2 separate regions of the Homo sapiens genome follow, and region 1 is linked to region 2. The links are chromatin loops, found by intact Hi-C in ENCODE. Cell type or tissue: heart left ventricle. All regions are shown on one strand. Links, peaks and the distances in the headings refer to the core of each region. The heading gives the core; the rest is flanking DNA.

Region 1 (9,717 bases), core at 1,070-9,069, 64 kb before region 2:
ATATCAAATTTATCATCATGTGGGAAAGGCCTCTTTAACAGAGAGTTTTCCAGCTTTCTGGGGGTTGGGAGGAGTCTTCTATCATTCCTCAGACACAGTAATTGGCCTTCAAAGGACCTCTCCACATCTGAGGCTCATAACCCCAGAGGCCTGAGTATTCTGTCTCTGGGCCTGACCTATTTTAGATTGTGCATTCTAACCCACAGTAAATATTAAAGTGTTATGAATTGTTGAGCACCTAACAAGTGCTAGTCCCTTAAAAAACTAAAGTATGGCTTTAGTTCTTTATTTCAAATCCTCATGACAACGCTGCATGCCAGATTTTTAAAAATTTGTATGTATTTATTTATTTTTATTTATTTATTTAGAGACATAATCTCACTCTGTTGCCCAGGCTGGAGTGCAGTGGTTCTGTCATAGCTCACTGCAACTTCAAATTCCTAGGCTCAAATGATCCTCCCACTTCAGCCTCCTGAGTTACTAAGACTACAGGCACATGCCACCTGGCTAATTTTTTAAATTTTTGTAGGGATGAGGTCTTGCTACGTTGCTAAGGCTGGTCTTGAATTCCTGGCCTCAAATGATCCTCCTGCCTTGGCCTCCCAAAGTGCTGAGATTACAGGCATAAGCCACCATGCCCTGCACATGGCAGCTTTTATTAGCCCATTTTTCAGATGAGGAAATGAACAGCCAGAGGTTAATTAACTTAATGCTTATATTAACTTTATATACTTCTTATTAAGTATTAATAAGTATTAATTAACTTAATACTTATATTAACTTCATACTTTTAAGTATTAAGTGGGGAAGTCAATATTCAAACCCAAGTCTATCCATCTAAAACCAAGATTTAATCCAAGGCCATACACTTTCCACAACATCAAACTGCTTGCCCTAAAATCTGTCCAAAATTATTTCAAGCTAGACCTTTAACTATCTTCTTAACAAGTTACCCAGAAAAATATGAATTTGCCTATCACCATATCTACAATCTTTCCCATTTGTTACTCCAGATCAGTGGCTCAGTGGATCCCTAATGTAACCTACATTTGCAGCCTTCTTCCGTAAGAATTCTCTGCCCTGAATTGTTCTATTGACTAACCACATTACAGAATCAAAAACAGTATGATTTCAAGGAGACATTTAACTCATTCAATACCACCACTGGTGGGAGTCTGTACTTTCTGGTTTTTGGTTTTTGTTTTTGCTTTTTTGCCTCATTAAAGAAATGAAGATCATAAAAATGAATTATGTTTTTCTGGAAATTCATAGAAATGTGTTTGCTTTCTGTGTTTAAATATACAGTATAATTTATACATAAATAATTTACTTATGTTTTTTCTTTGTTTTTGTATTTGTTTTTGTTTTTTTGAGACAGGGTTTCACTCTGTTGTCCAGGCTGAAGTGCAGTGGCATGATCACAGCTCACTACAGCCTGGCACTCCTGGACTCAAGCAACTCTCCTGCTTCTCTATAATCAGTCCTCTTCCCCACCACAGTCCCTGGCAATCACTGATCTGATTTCTGTCCCTATAGTTTCACCTTTTCCAGAATGTCCTGTAAATGGGATTGTACAGTACATAGCCTGTTGAGTATGGCTTTTCCATTTAGTATTATGTGTTGAGATTTATCCATGTTGTTGCATGGATAATCATTTCTTTTTAGCAAGGATATTTTGAGAGTGTATAAGCAAGAGAAAAGACAGAAGGAAGAAAAATAGGACAATGCTTTGGGGGAGTAAGGTGATGTTGAGTCAAGAATCAGGTGTTTGGAAAATTGAACGCACTCAAAATATGGTGCAAATAATTATTGTAGATTTTTTCCCAAAGTCTAATGTACACAAATCTCTCCCTTCTACCTCTCCTGGGCTTTAGGTTAGAGTTAATTATACTTCTCAGTTCCCAATATCTTATTACCTTCAGTCTGTGCAAGGCCACACTCCTGCTTAATTTTATTATGTTTCTTAAGTTATTCTCTACACAAGTACAAATCTCCTTCTCCCAGATTTTCTCTTTAGCTCACTTGTTCACTATATGTGCTTAGGTACACATGGATTCTTAAATCCTACATAGTGCTAATTCATGTATTTATGGTTTTTTTTGTTTTTGTTTTTTTGAGACAGGGTCTCACTCTGTCACCCAGGCTGCAGTGCAGTGGCACAGTCTCGGCTCACTGGAAGCTCCGCCTCCTGGGTTCACGCCATTCTCCTGCCTCAGCCTCCCGAGTAGCTGGGACTACAGGCACCCACCACCATGCCCAGCTAATTTTTTTGTATTTTTTAGTAGAGATGGGTTTCACCGTTTTAGCCAGGATGGTCTCGATCTCCTGACCTCGTGATCTGCCCGCCTCGGCCTCCCAAAGTGCTGGGATTACAGGCGTGAGCCACTGCTCCCGGCCTATTTATATGTTTTAAATTTACGTAAATGGTATTTTATGCCATTACATAAATGGCATCAAGCTTGTGCTGTTTTGTTTTCACTTAGCATTATAGCTTTTTTGTTGTTGTTGTTCTTTTTTTTTGTTTTGTTTTTTGTTTTTTGTTTCCAGACAGAGTCTCACTCTTGTCGCCCAGGCTGGAATGCAGTGGCACAATCTAGGGTCACTGCATCCTCTGCTGCCCAGATTCAAGCGATTCTCCTGCCTCAGCCTCCCAAGTAGCTGGGATTACAGGCACCTGCCACCGCACCTGGCTAATTTTTGTAGTTTTAGTAGAGACAGGGTTTCACCATCTTGGCCAGGCTGGTCTTGAACTCCTGACCTTGTGATCCACCTGCCTCGGCCTCCCAAAGTGCTGGGGTTACAGGCGTGAGCCACCATGCCTGGCCAGCATTATGTTTTTAAGATCTATGGATGATGAGTTAACAACATATAGGACTTTGAAAACTGCAAAGACCTCTACAAATGTTACTACTACTAGTAGTGATAATAATACATAGTAACAATTTGTTCAATAAATATTTTTATGTTATTTATTTATTTGAGAAACAGGGTCTCACTCTGTTGCCCAGGCTGAGTGCAGTGGTGCTATCATAGCTTACTACAGCCACCAACCCCTAGGCACAATCCCCCTGCCTTAGCCTCCAAAGTCGCTGGGATTATAGGCACATGCCACCATGCCTAGCTTTTTATTTTATTTTTTGTAGAGACAGGGTCTTGCCATACTGCCAAAGCTGGTCTCGAATTTCTGGGCTCAAGCGCGCCTCCTGCCTTGGCCTCCCAAAGTGCTCCGATTACAGTTGTGACCATGCCCAGCCAAGAAATCATTTTTAGCATCTATTCTAGGCATGTTGCTAAACCTTTGGGGTAGAGAAATCATTTTAAAGGACATAGTTCCTTATGAAGGAAGACAGTAAACAAATAATTGCATAATCAACTATATAAATATGATAGCAGTAAGTCTAAAATTGTAAAGAACTGAACAGTATGAGGATTTCTAACAGTAGACCTACCCTCACCTTGAGATTCAGGGACAACTTCCCTGAGGCAAGGATAGTTATGCCAACTTTTGTCCCTTAAATTCAAATTCATAAAAGACCCATATATGCCACACATATTGGACATATACCAAATAGGTTTTGCCATATTTTCAGAAGGATAAATTTGAACAACAACAAAAAAAATCTAGGACCTAGCTGCAGAAAATTTGATCCAATGACTCTCTGGAGAGATGACTCAAGCCCAGGTCACCTAGAGATGACTTAGAACAACACAAAACATTCAAAACCGAATTAATCAATGGTGTGAGTCAACTTCTTATTCTGAAATGGGAATCCCCCTCTCAGGGCGTGTGATGGGGGTGGGGCTCGCATCTTCAGTGCCCCGCTGCTCAAACCTCTAGGGAAGCATACACACGGACAGGCTGTGGGGCTCCGACCCCATGGCAGTGTCTAGGGATGAATGTTAGTAGTGTATAGGGGTGAATGTTGACAGCTCCTGAGGCCCCAGTGGGCGTGTGTTACAGGGTGCTCTCAGTTTGCCATCTACAGACCACTTGAATTAACCAGCTCAATTAGACCCTCTTCCTTATCACAAGGACAGAGGGATTTCTGTACCCCGGGGTTTCTTGCCTTGGTGTACTGGAAGAAGCAAATCACACGTGGGCTTGGAGAATGAGTGTAAAATTTTATTGCGTGGAGGTAGCTCTCAGCGGACGGAGGATCCACAAGGGAGGTAGTCTTCCCCTGCAGTTGGGCCTCTCAGCAGCCCGGCTGTCCTCCCACTGCCCTGGCCAGACTGCCCTGGCCAGACTCCACTGCCTGCGGGCATGCTCTTCGGCCGCAGAGGAGGCATGCTCTTCTGCGAGCTCTTCTCAACGACCAGCTGCTTGTGTCTTCTTCAGCCGACGTGCTCCTTTTGATGTGTGGCTGCCCGCTAGGATGTGTGTGTGGTACGGGGCGGGGGGTGGGGGTGGAGAACGGTTATTATAGGTACAGGATGGGGCGTGGCAGGCCAGGGTGGTGTCGGGAAATGCAACAGTTGGGCAGGAAATGTCTGTCCTCACCTAGGTCCGTGGGGTGGATCCCTAACAAGGGACCACGCCCTCCTCTACCCTGCACTTCCCTTCCCCGGTTTCCTATTATTTAAAGAGACCAGGGTCTTCCCTTCCCAGCACTCCCATATTAATTCCACGCAAGTGGAAGTCACCAACAGCTACACCAGCATTGTCAGAAGGAATATTAATTAAACTGCTGTCGCTGCAGATTGTGACTGGGGGCCTGTTTGCTTGGATGTAGGAACAATTGGAGAAAGTGAGTAATAGAACATCCAGATAGCGGATCATGTCATTATTCTTGGTTTTACTGCTGAACTACACCAAATAATTGGTTCTAAAGAGAGAACAATAATCCAGGTTCACAATACAGAATTTATACCCCCAAACTAAGTAGTATATATTGCATTCATCTCCCTTTAATGTAAAGTAGGAAGGAGAAACAATAGAGAAAAGACACACTCTAAAAGCGGAGAGCACATACTCGCATGAAAATGTTCAGCTAGCAGGCAAATCCCAATTCTGTACCTCCACTAATCTCAAGAACAGGCATCATCCTTTGGATTAATGACATAGTCAAGTATTTTTCCCTTTAGTGAGATAGCCAGATAAAGATCTCTACAGATGTCAACATTTTTTTATTTTTTTAATTAACAAAAGGCCGGCGCGGTAGCTCAAGCCTTTAATCCCAGCACTTTGGGAGGCTGAGGTGGGGGGATTGCCTGAGGCCAGGAGTTCGAGACCAGCCTGGCCAATATAGTGAATCCCGTCTCTACTAAAAATACAAAAATTAGCTGGGCATGGTTGTGGGCGCCTGTAATCCCAGCTACTCGGGAGGCTGAAGCAGGAGAATGGCTTGAACCCGGGAGGCGGAGGTTGCAGTGAGCCAAGATCGCACCATTGCACTCCAGTCTGGACAACGAGAGCAAAATTCCGTCTCAAAAACAAAAAATAAAAATAAAAAAAATTTTTTTAAAGATCTCGAGAGCTGTCAATTTTATTTTATTCTATTCTTTTTTTTTTTTTTTTTTTGAGACGGAGTTTCACTCTTGTCACCCAAGCTGGAGTGCAATAGTGAGATCTCAGCTTACTGCAACCTCTGCCTCCTGGGTTCAAGCAATTATCCTGCCTCAGCCTCCTGAGTAGCTAGGACTACGGGTGCACACCACCATGCCCAGCTAATTTTTTTTGTATTTTTAGTAGGGATGGGGTTTCACCATATTGGCCAGGATGGTCTTGGTCTCCTGACCTCGTGATCCGCCCGTCTCAGCCTCCCGAAGTGCTGGGATCACAGGCATGAGCCACCACAACTGGCCCATTTATATATTTTCTAATAAGGCAGATTTATTTGAAAACTGCCTGGTTTATCCTTTTATCCTTTCCCAATCTACTCTTATGACCATGAATTAATCTCACAAAAATCTGTGTCCTCATGTTTGAGGAAAAACATTACATTATAACTGCTTACCCATTCGCAATCCTCTCACACAGGAAATCTGAAATCACTAACTGCTATGTAGGATTTATCAAAATGCTGGATGTTTAATGGTGCCTAAAAGACTAAAGGGCATGGCCTATTTTGAATGTACTTTGAAAGCCTCTCAATTTGCCTTTTTAATGTGTTGACATGAGTGGAGATTTAACACCAAGGGTGACCTGAAAGTAATGAAACTTATAATTAAGTCCCAAGAGAAAACCCACATAATTATTTTTTAGTATTCACCTTCCTGTTTGAATATGATTCACATTGAAAAATATTTATTGAACCTTCCTACTATATTCAAGAGAAACACAAACAAACACAGACTTAAACAGCCAAGTTCTTAATCTTGGGCCCTTAAACAGACTGTTTAACAATCACATTGTCCTTGAATGCCCATATCTCTAAATTAATTTGCGGAAAATTAGGGCTCAGGGCTTTCTTCAGATTCTCAAAGGCATCTGTGGCCTTAAGAAATTTAGGGATCACTGTCCTGGTTGTGCAATAAGTCATATGGAAGAATTGATGGATAGGTTTGTCTACTGTGGGAAAAAAGATGGAATGATAAATTGTTAAAGGTGAATTGGTACTTAAAAATCATCTAATCTGAATCAGACTTCTGTGCTTTACAGATGAGAAAACTGAGGCACAGCAGGGAAAGGTGACTTGCCCCTAGTACAGGAGACAATTAAGAATGGGCCGTAGCCCTCATTCTGGAACTATGGATGTGACTTGTATAGGGAAAATTAACTGCCATAAAACAATTACAGGAGAAGAAGCAAAAGAGTCCCTTTGCTTGGGAGGAACAAGAAAAGACCTGATGAGGGATATGGACTTTGAAACAGTTTCAAATGATCCTTTTTTTTTTTTTTTTTTTTTTTTTTTTTGAGACAGTTTTGCACTTGTTGCCCAGGCTGGAGTGCAATGGTGCGGTCTTGGCTCACTGCAACCTCCGCCTCCTGGGGTCAAGCTTTTCTCCCACCTCAGCCTCCCAGGTAGCTGGGATTACAGGTGCGTCCTACCACACTCAGCTAATTTTTGTATTTTTAGTAGAAACAGGGTTTCACCGTGTTGGCCAGGCTGGTCTCAAACTCTTGACCTCAAATGATCCATGTGCCTCGGCCTCCCAAAGTGCTGGGATTACAGGTGTGAGCCACCGCACCCAGCATGTTTTTTTTGTTTTTGTTTGTTTGTTTGTTTGTTTTTGTTTTTGAAACAGCTCTCCTTCTGTCACCCAGGCTGGAGTGCAGTGGCATGATCACAGCTCACTGCAGCCCGAACCTCCCGAATTCAAGCAATCCTCCCACTTCAGCCTTCCTGGAGTTGCTGAAACCACAGGCATGCTCCACCATGACTGGCTAATTTTTTTGATTTTTCGTAGAGACGAGGTCTCACTATGTTGCCCAAGCAGGTCCCAAACTCCTGGGCTCAACTGATCCTCCCACCTTGGCCTCCCAAGTTGCTGAGATTATAGGCATGAGCCACTGCACCCAGTCTCAAATGATATTAATAGATTTTAAGCGATTACGGAAGGCTAAGGTGACAGTGGATGGAATATGAGTGTCATCTAGGGAGAAAAAGCACAAAGCTAAGAATGTATGAATCCTGTTTGAACAACAGTGTGGGGAGGGGGGCAGCGTGGGGGTGGTGGGAGAGGAATAGAAGGAGATGAAATGAGGCCAGAGAGATAGGTGGCAATCCTGTTGCGAAAGGCATCGGAGACCAGATGAGGATTTACACTCTATACACAACACGGGTTAAAGAATCCACAAGCTACCATGTATTCCCTATCATATTTCCAAAGCCTTCTTTAAATGCTTGCACTTACTCAGCATTGGCAAACACTCATAAACACTGCTGGTGGGCTGTAAATCAGTACAACCTCTCCAGAGGGAAATTTGGAAATCAGTATCAAAATGCTTTGAAAAGGGCATAGCTTTTGACTGAGCAATGTCTCTTCCAGGAATTTATTCTAAGTAAACAATAATGAATGTGCACAGATAGTTCTCTCTAAGACTATCCATTGCAGTGTTTGTTCTAGTAATGAATAATGCAAAATTGCCTAATGCCCACACATAGGGAATACATTAAATTATGGTATCTCTTCACGATGAAAAAAAATATGGTCATTAAATCTCATGTTGTAGAACAGTAGTCACTGGCATGGGAAAATATTTATGATGCATCGTGAAGATTTTAAATTTGTTTTGATTATTTTACCTTCTGTATTATGTTTTCCTCAAATAAGAAGCCAGAGGTTTTAAACTTGCCTGTGCAAGTTTATCTTGCTTTATTTCACTAAAAATGTATTGTAAGCATAGAAAGCCCATAACACACTTTTTTAAAGCAAGTTTCACAGCAGTACGTATACTATCATCATTAATGTAAAAGGCGTGTAAATACATGTATATAGACTCAAAGGATACTCATTAAAATGTTAATGAGTGGTTATCCCCAGTTGTTAAATTAACATTAAAAATTTTTACTTTCTGTTGATCTATGTTTTCTAGGTCTTAAAAAATAACGTGTGATCCTTTTAAAAGCAAAACAATACAGGTATTCGTTTTGTGAGTTTTTTAACGGTAATCCCTGCAGCTTTTTTATTTTTTAGTGAGGAGGTAAATCCAGCCAGGATGATTGCTGACCTCAGCGGTTCTTTCTCTTTTGTAATGCACATCAAAATGCTACAGGACACTTTCCTTTCTCAGTTTTTCCTATCTTATTTTGAAAGCTTGTTTTGTCTGAGATAATTTATTTGGGGGCTTCATTTATCTCTTAACATTTCCTCCTTTTTAATAAACATCTTTCTAAACCCACTTTTTAAATATGAATATTCCAAAGACTCACACCAAACACCTACTTAAAACCAACTTCCTAGGAAAGTTACTTCTGGTTTTGTCAACAGTTCCATCGCTGCCCAGCTGACACTGGTGGTCAGCTGCTAATGACCCTTCCGCTGGAGAGAAGAGGAAGTGGGCTTGGCTCTAACTTGCCCTGATCCCCTTCCAGCCTGACATTTCTATGCACAGAGAACTAATGGAGTCAGACCAGACTGCAAATTCCCATGCTGCCATGCAGGTAGATATTTCCTAGAGAATCAGAGAGTTCTGCTACTAATCCTCAAAAGGGGAAAACACTAAGTTATTTCAGACATCACCCAATGAAGATCTATCCCACTGCCCTACTTAGTCTTGACCCAACTACTCTAAATATCTATTTTACTGTTAAAACCTGGGAATCTCCCATTAATAGTAGAACTAATAAATAAATTGTGGTGTATTCCTACCTGCAGGGGTGGGAGGGAACAGTAGGGGCTTCCAGGGGATCTGGTAATGTTCTGATTCTTGTTCTCAGTGCTAGTTATTAGCGTGTGTTCAACTTCTAAGAATCCACTCTATGTACACCAATGATATGTGCACTTTTGGCATATATGTTATACTTGAATAAAAAGTTTAAAAATACACTATTATTTTTAAAAACAACCTGGAAATCGTTACTGCCATTCCCAGAACAAAGATCCTGGTATATTTTATTTGGATCAGTGCTGAACTTGCCAAGAAACCTATGGGATGATTTATATGGTTTGCAGGCCTTTAAACGTGAAAGGAAGGCAGAAGAGTAGAAAACAGGAGTAACCTAAATGCTTCAAAACCTAACTGCATGGGTTCACTTTTTATTTATTTATTTATTTACTTACTTATTTATGTCACCCAGGCTGGGGTACAGCGGCTTGATCATAGCTCACTGC
Region 2 (9,717 bases), core at 856-8,855:
TGTTTTTTTGGCTCTGAACCCAAACAGTACAGGACTGTGATCCTTGAAGGAAGAGAAACCAAGAAAATGAGCTTTGAATTCACCCCAGTAGTTTCCCTGGAGACACTTTCCAAACAGCAACAAAAGGAGGTAAAGCCCAGAGAACAGCAGCCTGGGTGGAGGAAACAGAAATTACAGTTCAGGTTACTGACATGGCTGCAGTTTGTGGGGCAGGGTATGGAAGAGGAGGAAGCCGCTCAGGGAGGATGCTTCAGAAATCCATGAAGCAGTTTCCGTGAGTCGTTGTCCAGATATCAAGCTGAATGTTGTACGGGCCAAAACTCTGCAAGCTCCAGTTGCAAATAACTCTTAGAAGGCTGGAAGATAAATGGAAATTCCGGACAGTTCCCAGTGCTGAAAGACATTGAAGTTCCAACCAAGCAGAGTTCAGAGATGGTGCTGGACATCCCAGGCACTCAGCTGACCCTGCCAAGGCCACAGCTTAGGAGTAGAGCTACTCTATCCCTAGAGGGAGGGCTACTCTAGAACTGCCATAACAAGGCCCAGACAAACCTTGAAAGGATAAAATTGATCCTCCAGTAAATAAACCGCCTAACAGAACAAAACTCAACAATTTTTAAAGGAATACAACAGAATCTTTACTGTAACAACTTAGCATGTACCATAAGTAAATATTATCAGAAATAAATCAATAATAATGTAATAAAATAAATAATAAATATATAATAAATATTACCAGATGGGCAAGAAACTGGAAAGTGACACATACCTAAGGGAAAACAGATCAATAGACACAGATCAAAAGACGGGAGAGATACTGAGATTCACACACAGGGAGTTTAAAACAGATGAGGAATCTCAGAAAATACCTGGAGACTATGAAGAAGAATCCACATGGAGATTCTAGATCCGAAAACTGTGATGTCTTAAGAAAAAAAAATTATTGGAGGGATTTAATAACAGATTGGATATTGCAGAAGCAAAGTTCAGTGAACTTGAAGCCAGGTCTGTAGAAACTATACAAACTGAAGCATGAGAGAAAAGAGTGATTTAAAAATGAACAAAAGAAGAAAGAAATTGGGGCAGTTTTTTGTTTTGGGTTTTCTGTTTTACAGTTTTTCTTTTCTTTTTTTTTTTTTTTTTTGAAGAAATAATAGTTACAACTTTTCCAAATTTGATGAAAAATATCAACCTAGAGATCCACAAAGCACGAGGAGGCCTGAGCAGTATAAACACAAAGAAAACTACACTAAGACACATTAAAGTCAAATTACTAAAAAACAAAGGCAAAGACAAGACCTTAAAATCAGCCAGAGAGAGAAAAAAGAGCAAGGAGAGAAGATGACCACTGACATTTTATCAGAATTCATGGGAGCAGGAATACAATGTAATGGCACATTTAAAATGCTGAAAGGGTCCGGGTGCTGTGGCTCACGCATGTAATCCCAGCACGTTGGAGGCTGAGGCGGGTGGATCATGTGAAGTCAGGAGTTCAAGACCAGCCTGGCCAACATGGTGAAACCCTGTCTCTACTAAAAATACAAAAATTAGCTGAATGTGATGGCAGAACTCCTGTAATCCCAGCTACTCGAGAGGCTGAGGCTGAGGCAGGAAAATCGCCTGAACCCAAGAGGTGGAGGTTGTAGGAGGTTGTAGTGAGCTGAGGTCGGGCCACTGCACTCCAGCCTAGGCAACAACATGAGACTCCATCTCAAAAATAAATAAAATAAAATAAATAAATAAATAAAATGCGGAAAGGAAAAAACAAAAAAACCCTGTCAACTTCAAGTTGAAGTTAGCACAGTTTAGTAATATTAATGTCAAAAATTTAACCAGGGAGGCCAAGGCAGGCAGATCACTTGAGGTCAGGAGTTCGAGACCAGCCTAGCCGACATGGCAAAACCCGTCTCTACTAAAAATACAAAAATTAGCTGGGCGTGGTGGTGGGCACCTGTAGTCCCAGCTACTTGGGAGGCTGAGGCAGGAGAATCACTGGAACACGGGAGGCAGAGGTTACAGTGAGCCAAGATCGTGCCACTGCACTCCAGCCTGGGCAACGGAGCAAGATGCTGTCTCTAAATAAATAAATAAATAAACCAGGATTGCTAGAAATGATGAATTTGTATGTAAATACATGGCTGTTTTTCATTTCTTAATTTCTTCACAAGATAACATGGGGGTTTCTAACATGTAGAAGTAAAGTACATGGTAACAATGGATGGGGTGGAGAAATAGAAGCACATTGTTTTAAGGGTCTTAACCTTGTATAGGGGGTATAATAATAAAGGTACATTGTGATGAGCTAAGGATGCACACTGTAATCCGTAGAATAACCACCACTGGCCAGGCGCGGTGGCTCACGCCTGTAATCCCAGCACTTTGGGAGGCCGAGGTGGGTGGATCACGAGGTCAGGAGTTCGAGACCAGCCTGACCGACATGATGAAACCCCATCTCTACTAAAAATACAAAAATTAGCCAGGTGTGGTGGCACACGCCTGTAATCCCATCTACTTGGGAGGCTGAGGCAGGAGAATCCACTTGAACCTGGGAGGCGGAGTTTGCAGTGAGCTGAGATCATGCACTGCACTCCAGCCTGGGCAACAGAACAAGACTCCATCTCAGAAAAAAAAAAGAATAACCACCACCACCACCAACAACAACAAAAGCAAAATAAATGTTATAGTTAAGTAGTCAAGAGAAAAGATAAAATGGAATCCCAAAGTTATTCAATTTAGTCTAAAGCAGGTGGGAAAATTGGAAAACGGAAACAAAGGATGGATGAAACCAAATAGAAAACAGAGAGCAAGACGGGAGGCTTCAATACAACCATATCAGTAATTAGGTACCTCATATATAATAACAATTACATCACAATGGACTGAACACTCCAACTAAAAGGCAGAGATTGTCAGACTGGATAAAAAAGTTTTCTCATCTGTATAATGGAGATAATAGTACCTAATTTAGGGTCGTTGTGAAGATTAAATGAATAAATATATGAAGTGCTTCAAACAGTGCCTGGCACATAGTTACAATAATGATAATGATAATGAAAAAAAAATTCTGTTTTGATACAGAATTAACTATGTTCTAGGTCTTTGAAAGTTGAGGTAAATGTGGTATCTTGAGGATACTAGTTAACAGAATGCATGTCAAAACTAACCTGCGTACTTGGTTTGGTGTCTTGCTTGTTTTGGCAGAAAGGAAAAAAAAGGATATTTTGTAACAGTGACTGGCCATGTGATTTTGTTCAGGCCACTTCACTGCTCTGGCCTTAGTCTCCTCACCTCTGCAATAAGGGGGTTGTGTTAGATGAGTGACTCTTACTATTTGGGAGTCCCTGTGCCCCTTTGCGAATCTGATGAGAGCCTTACCCCTATCCTAGAAGAGGGCTCCTAATACACACACAAATACTTTTGTATAATGTGTATTCATTGCTGTATAACCTTGAGGAATTAATAACGTGTGGTATTTTGTCTTTGTTTTTACTTTTTAAATAAAAATAAATCTAGCTGAAGTCCTTTCTTACCAAGGTTAGGAAGAAATCCAATGTCAGTCCATTTGGATTGGCTCCTTCCCCATCTTTTGATCCCACACAAAACATGGGGGCTTCTGTGAACTTTGAAAAAGGACTGAAGCTCACAGCTGGCCCTAGATCCTCACACCTGGTCCTTAGCTCATGATGGTCTATTGTTGCCTTGCTTTTAGCCGAGGGCCTTGGGGCCCATTCTAATCAGGTGCCTGAGTTAGAGCTTCCCTTTACTCTTGCGGGGCACACAAGGCTGCTGCCCAGTGCCCAGGCCTCTAGGACACCCACACACCTATCCCCTTCCAAGGCCCTGCCGTGATCTGCCTTAGGTTTCCATTCACTCTGCAGAACCTGTCTCCTTTCTATTCCTAGTCCTCAGAAATCCAGGGGACTAACTTGTTTCTTCATCAGCTTCTAAGCATTGCCTCTATTCTCTCTCCTCATTCATACAAGCCATTTTAATCTTGTAGATGGGCCTTGGTCTTTGAAAACCAAGAACAGCCTAAAAAATTCTCCCTTCTGCCCTAAGACACACAAGAATATTAACTTATTGCTAAGCTAAGCAATGGCCAGGCTCGAATACAAAAAGGCCTGGAGACATCTAGAAGGCTAGGAAATATCTTGTACTATGTGATCTGTGATTTCAGAGGTCACTTCTAGTTACGGTTTTCCTGTGTCAGCCTTAAGGAATCTATAAGCTCACATAAGCAGGGGAAGTCTCAAAGCAGCAATCAGTGTAGAACAGTGTTTGAGAAGGACAAAGGGAAGTAAATACCCTGCCTGAGATGTAAATTATAAATAGAGTGGCTTGGGCCTGCCTTAGTAGGGAAGGAAGCATTTAAAGGGGAAGATGAGAACAGAGGATTGCACTTTATTAAAATGAACTCCCATGTCTGGCTATGATTGCAGTTTGCTTAAATATGCTGTAAATGAGCAGAATGTTCTGCTTTTTCATTTGGGACCTGTAATGTGATTGCTTGCTCAACTCAAGAGTGTCAGTCCAAAGGGCAATCCAGGTCGATGTATAAGAGACTTTTTTTATGTTTGGTTCATGTTTACAGATCAGGATTGTGTTCACACAGCTTCTTCATTGTCTAGAAAATCAAGAGCCTTAGAGAGAATTACAGTTATCTGTAGCTTGCCATGCAGAGTAACATCAAACCCTTTTTATTTTTTTTTCTCTGTTGACAGAACAACACCGATGGACTTCAGGAACTTGCCTGTGGGGGCTTAATTTATTGCTTGGGAGTTGTGTTCTTCAAGAGTGATGGCATCATTCCATTTGCCCACGCCATCTGGCACCTGTTTGTGGCCACGGCAGCTGCAGTGCATTACTACGCCATTTGGAAATACCTTTACCGAAGTCCTACGGACTTTATGCGGCATTTATGACCAATCTGTACTAATTCTCCAAACCAGTATTATTTCAATTATGGCACTTGGGAGTGGGGTGAGAGCTAAACATTGCACAGGGAAAGAAAAAAAATAACTGCACTGACTTTATATCTTTTGAATATAATTACTGTGAAAGTATAAAGGCTGTGTTCTGGAATTTTCTGCCTCACAGCAAATAAATAAGGTAGTGAATTAATTATTCATTCCATTCCACTATCATGAAGGACTCTGAATAGACTTGGCCAACTGATGTTTACAAACCAGACTTTTATATTTTAATTTTACAGATTTTACTACATGATTTTTCTAAATTACTATGTCAGGTTGTAAAAGTCAGTGCAATAACAAACCTTCCTTTTTAAGAAGAAAATTGTTTCTATTACTTTCCCATTCACTAGGTAAAGAATCATGGACAGAACTTACACTACTTTTTACCATGTTTCATCTTGGCATAACATGGTTCTTTTTTAAATAGAAACTTTAGTTTTTTGTAAATTTTTAAAAAAATATTTCATTGATATGCATCTCTGCAGGTCCTCATTCATGTTGTAAATTTTTGCAGCAAGCAGTCAACATTCCACAAACGAACAAACATTATACCTCTTCTGATAGTTTTATTAAGCATGGAGAAATTGCCAATTTTTAAAAACTGCAGTTTTCCAAACTTTTCTGCCAACCTCTTACTCTGAATTCAGTGCTGCTTTGGGACATATACTTGACCTAGCTTGGTTTACCAGTGATGGAAAAGTATTTTGATATCATTAACTTTTTCAAAAGATCCAACTTTTTCTCTATGCCTTTGCCACATTCTCTTCAGGGTCTCTTTCCACAGTGGATAAATGTTTTTTCTGTATTATGACAGTATTGTTGTGATGGCCATCTGCTGGAAACTCCTGAAGAGCATTATGTATTACAGTGAGCAGTTGTATTGCCTGTTTGGTGCCCAATGGTTAAGTCATTGTCACTTAGCTTTATATTGTCAGTTTGATATTTATTTTAAATTGTGGAACTAGATGCATAAATTCACATTTCTGCCTTTCCTTTGCATCTTCTCATATATTGTGTTTTTTTTTTTTTTTCCTAGAAAAAATATTTAAAGCATTGTTTGACAGGTAGAAACTCATGTATCTGTAGTCCATGAGTTATATCCTGGCTCAGTGGAGTGATATTTATGTATTATTTTTACTTTTCTCTCAGTGTCTTATATTAAGATTAACATGTTGTTAATAGTTGCTTTGTTGATTAATCTCTCTTGTTGGTGTTTTAATAAATGAAATAGGCTTGCCTTTAGATCGGGTGCTGATATTGCCTGTTTCCTAGTAATGGGCTGATCAAATGATCAGTGGAATTCTTGGTTTGATGATAACCTTATTAATTGAAATTTTTTACTGATGTGGCTTTAAAAGAGGTTTATTTTGTATATGTTTAGAACTCTCTGATTTTGATGAATTATATGGGAATGAGAAACAGAAGAAGTGGTATTTGCTGGCGAGTTAAATAGGCAAGGTACCCAGTGATAACACCAACCAAACCACTCCTATCTGCATGATTCTGAACATCTGGATGCCTGTTGTTTTACTGTGTATATTTTATTTTTAATATATTAACTTTGTGGATTCATTTAAGGTCTACTCAAAAGTAACACTGTCAAAACCACTAATATGTATGTAAAAATTGTGCTGTATACTACAATAAAGTTGTTACTTGGATTTGTTCCACTGTCTCTAAATTAGATGACTGTGAAGAAAAATGAATACACCCTGTCACTTAGAACTTTCTAGTCTACTTTTTAATAATTGAAATGCCAGAGTCAGCTCAAACATTAATCAACAGACATTTTCAGTTTAAAATACACTAGTCAGGACCTAATGATTTCAAGTTTTTTAGATGATGCATCCTTACCAAGGTAAGCCTTTTGGTTTAGCATATTTAATATTCTATAGGACTGAGGTGACAGTCTTTTATGTTACCAACCAGACAAGTAGCAGATTATAAATCTTAACAACTCTCCTAGTGTTAGATGCCATTCTACCTCTTCTGTAGTGTGGGAAACCAGGGCCAGAGAAGTTCAACTGCTTCATCCTAAATCAGGGAGCTGGAACAGCAACCAGCTCTATCTGATTCCGAAGCCTCCCATTGACTATACCACTGCATTTCTAGAGTCAGCAGAAACAAATAAAAAAACTTGAACTAAAAATTCATCAGGCATGGACACAGAAAAGAAAACACTATTCACATGGTTTAGAACCTCAATAATCCCTCAGATAACTCTCTGTCAAATCTAATTTTGAAGATTGAGTGTCTTGAAGCGTTATGATTCCCAAGAGTTCTGTCCTTTAGGTCACCAGTGTGACCTCATCCATTTCTAGAGTGTCCCCACTATTGTGCTGTCAGCTTCTTGGTCAGTATCTTCAGCCTTAAACTATTTTCTAAGGACTAGACCTCTCTCTAGTCAACTGCCTAAATGCTCCCAGACATATTGACTCAAACCGTCCCAAACTGATTTCATTATCTTTCCTCATCCTACCACCAAACCTATTTTCTGAAATTTCCTAACTTAGTTAATGGCATGGCCACAGCCATCTGTTCATTCATGCATCCTTGATTTCTTGCACCCCCCAGATGCAACAGGTCAGCCAGAACTGTCACCCCTGCCTTTCTCACAACTCCCTGGTCTGGTTCCTCACCTCTCTTCACACTGCAGGGTCCTAAAAAGACCTACTTAGCACTCATCAGACTACAGCAGCCACCTCCTCATTTGTATCCCTGCCACTGCTTACACCCCTCAAATGAGCTCATCCTCCACACTGTACCAGCATTATCTTCCCAAAATAAAATCTGAGCATGTGTCTCGATGCTCCAAAACTTCCACTGACTATTATCCTATAAGATTCACGCCAGATGCTTTAGCATGGACTCTTCACATGCTGACTCCGCCTGATCGGCCCTCTCCCCAGCTGAACCCCACTTGACATCAGCCCTGCTAGTGATTTTCACAGCCTCCCCCACAACACACATGCCCTCATGGTGCTTTTGCAGCTGTGTTTTTGTACCTGCTGTTCCTTGGCCTGGAATGCCCTTACTCCAGCCCCTTTCCTACCTGGCAAATAGTTGCTTATTCCAAGCCTTCATCAGGTGCCACCCATCTCCCTTGTGCCATTGACCAAGTTCCCCCTGGCATGAGTAGTAGTGCCCTCCTTTGACCCCATGGCACAGATATTCCTTCATGGCCCCTGTCATGGTGCATTGTGATTGTGTTTACTGTCTTTACCTCTGGTCTTGGGACTGACCTCCTTCAGGCAGGGACAGAGTCTCATCCACTTCTGTTCCTAGCTTCTAGCATAGCACTGGCTTATGACAAGAGTGAAGAAGTTTTGTTGAATGAAAGGGGCAGGGTCGGGGGAAGGTTGGAGAATGTTGCTGTGGAAGGGAAAGACTGAGAATAAAGCATTTTTTAGGACAGACTTTGGTTTTAGCAGGTTTATCCTGTCCATCACAAGCACTCTTACTAGCTGGAAACTGACTTTTAGCTTCTTAGGCCTTAGAGGCTTTTTTGACCACAAGGGTCAGCTAGAACATTCGTGGCAACCACAGGAAAGTTGATGAGAAAATAGAGTGTAAATATTAGAAAATATGTCCTAAAGAAGAAAATGTCCAGCATTTTTATTGGTGCTTTCCTAGAAATAACAATTTACAAAATTATTTTGAGAGAAAAAAGTATTTGGCCTAACGTATTTCCCTCTGGTCCTCTTTTCTGAATATAGTAATAAAATAAAACAATTGTGCAATCATTGGGTCTTAGTGCAGATTATACTCCAGAAGCAACAACTTAAATTTTTAAAAATATTTTGAATATTTTTACTTTAAAAATCATACAGCTATATAAAATCCTTTGGAAAATAGAGAAAGCTAAAAATTATCCAGCATTCATTTATCATAATATATTTTAATATACTTGCAATTTTTTATTTCCCTATTTTTATTATACAGCTGTAAATATGCCACATATGTAATTTTATATACTTTTTCCTACTTATTATAAGCATTTAAAAATACTATTATATTGGCCGGGCGCAGTGGCTCACGCCTGTAATCCCAACACTTTGGGAGGCCAAGGCGGGCGGATCACGAGGTCAGGAGTTCAAGACAAGCCTGACCAACATGGTGAAACCCCGTCTCTACTAAAAATACAAAAAAAAATTAGCTGGACTTGGCGGTGCATGCCTGTAATCCCAGCTACTCAGGAGGCTGAAGCAGGAGAATTGCTTGAACCTGGGAGGTGGAGGTTGCTGTGAGCCAAGATCACACCACTGCACTCCAGCCTGGGCAATGGAGCAAGACTCCATCTCAAAAAAAAAAAAAACAAAAAACTATTATTACTATTATATCATTTCATAGCAAGAATTTTCAATGATTTCATCATCTTTCAGAACTGGATATGCAGCCTATTTTGCTTAATCATTTGCCTAATTTTGGATATTTAGATTGCTTTAGATTTTTTAATATAAACAATGCTGCAGTGAACATACAGCTTCGTCCATATTTATGACTGGGTTTTAAAGGTAATAATAATAAACAACTGACTGCTTCTTATGTATCAGGTACTCTGCTAGTTTACATGGATTATCTCATTTTATGTTTACAAAAAACTTATAGATAAATCATTTTCTTATTCCCATTTTACAGATGAGGAAACAAATACAGATGAATAAGTTTCCTTGCCCAAGGTAAGTGGCAGAACCCGAGTGAACCCAGGAACCCTAGAGGCTTTTTTCATTTTCAAGAGAGCCAT

The links. Peaks named below come from ENCODE experiments on the same cell type or tissue, not always from the same donor. Only the 100,000 strongest peaks of a DNase experiment are listed, where the experiment ranks them.
Region 1: it touches region 2 in a loop (5-fold over the local background); 4 of 110 quality-filtered maps call a loop at or near these places.

Annotation. Positions count from the first base shown.
Region 1 is chr17:55,453,256-55,462,972 of GRCh38, reverse strand. All of the region lies in intron 4 of SMIM36 (small integral membrane protein 36), which reads left to right. Among named protein-coding and RNA genes, the nearest start is that of MMD, 36 kb to the right of the region's middle. RefSeq lists an enhancer at 3,806-3,915. In heart left ventricle, for the core only: no CTCF peak of the experiment used is centred there; a DNase peak (open chromatin) is centred at 4,416.
Region 2 is chr17:55,389,539-55,399,255 of GRCh38, reverse strand. It overlaps MMD (monocyte to macrophage differentiation associated), which reads left to right. Exons shown (of 7, transcript NM_012329.3): 7 at 4,722-6,634. The coding sequence ends at 4,922. Among named protein-coding and RNA genes, the nearest start is that of MMD, 27 kb to the left of the region's middle. In heart left ventricle, for the core only: no CTCF peak of the experiment used is centred there; no DNase peak of the experiment used is centred there.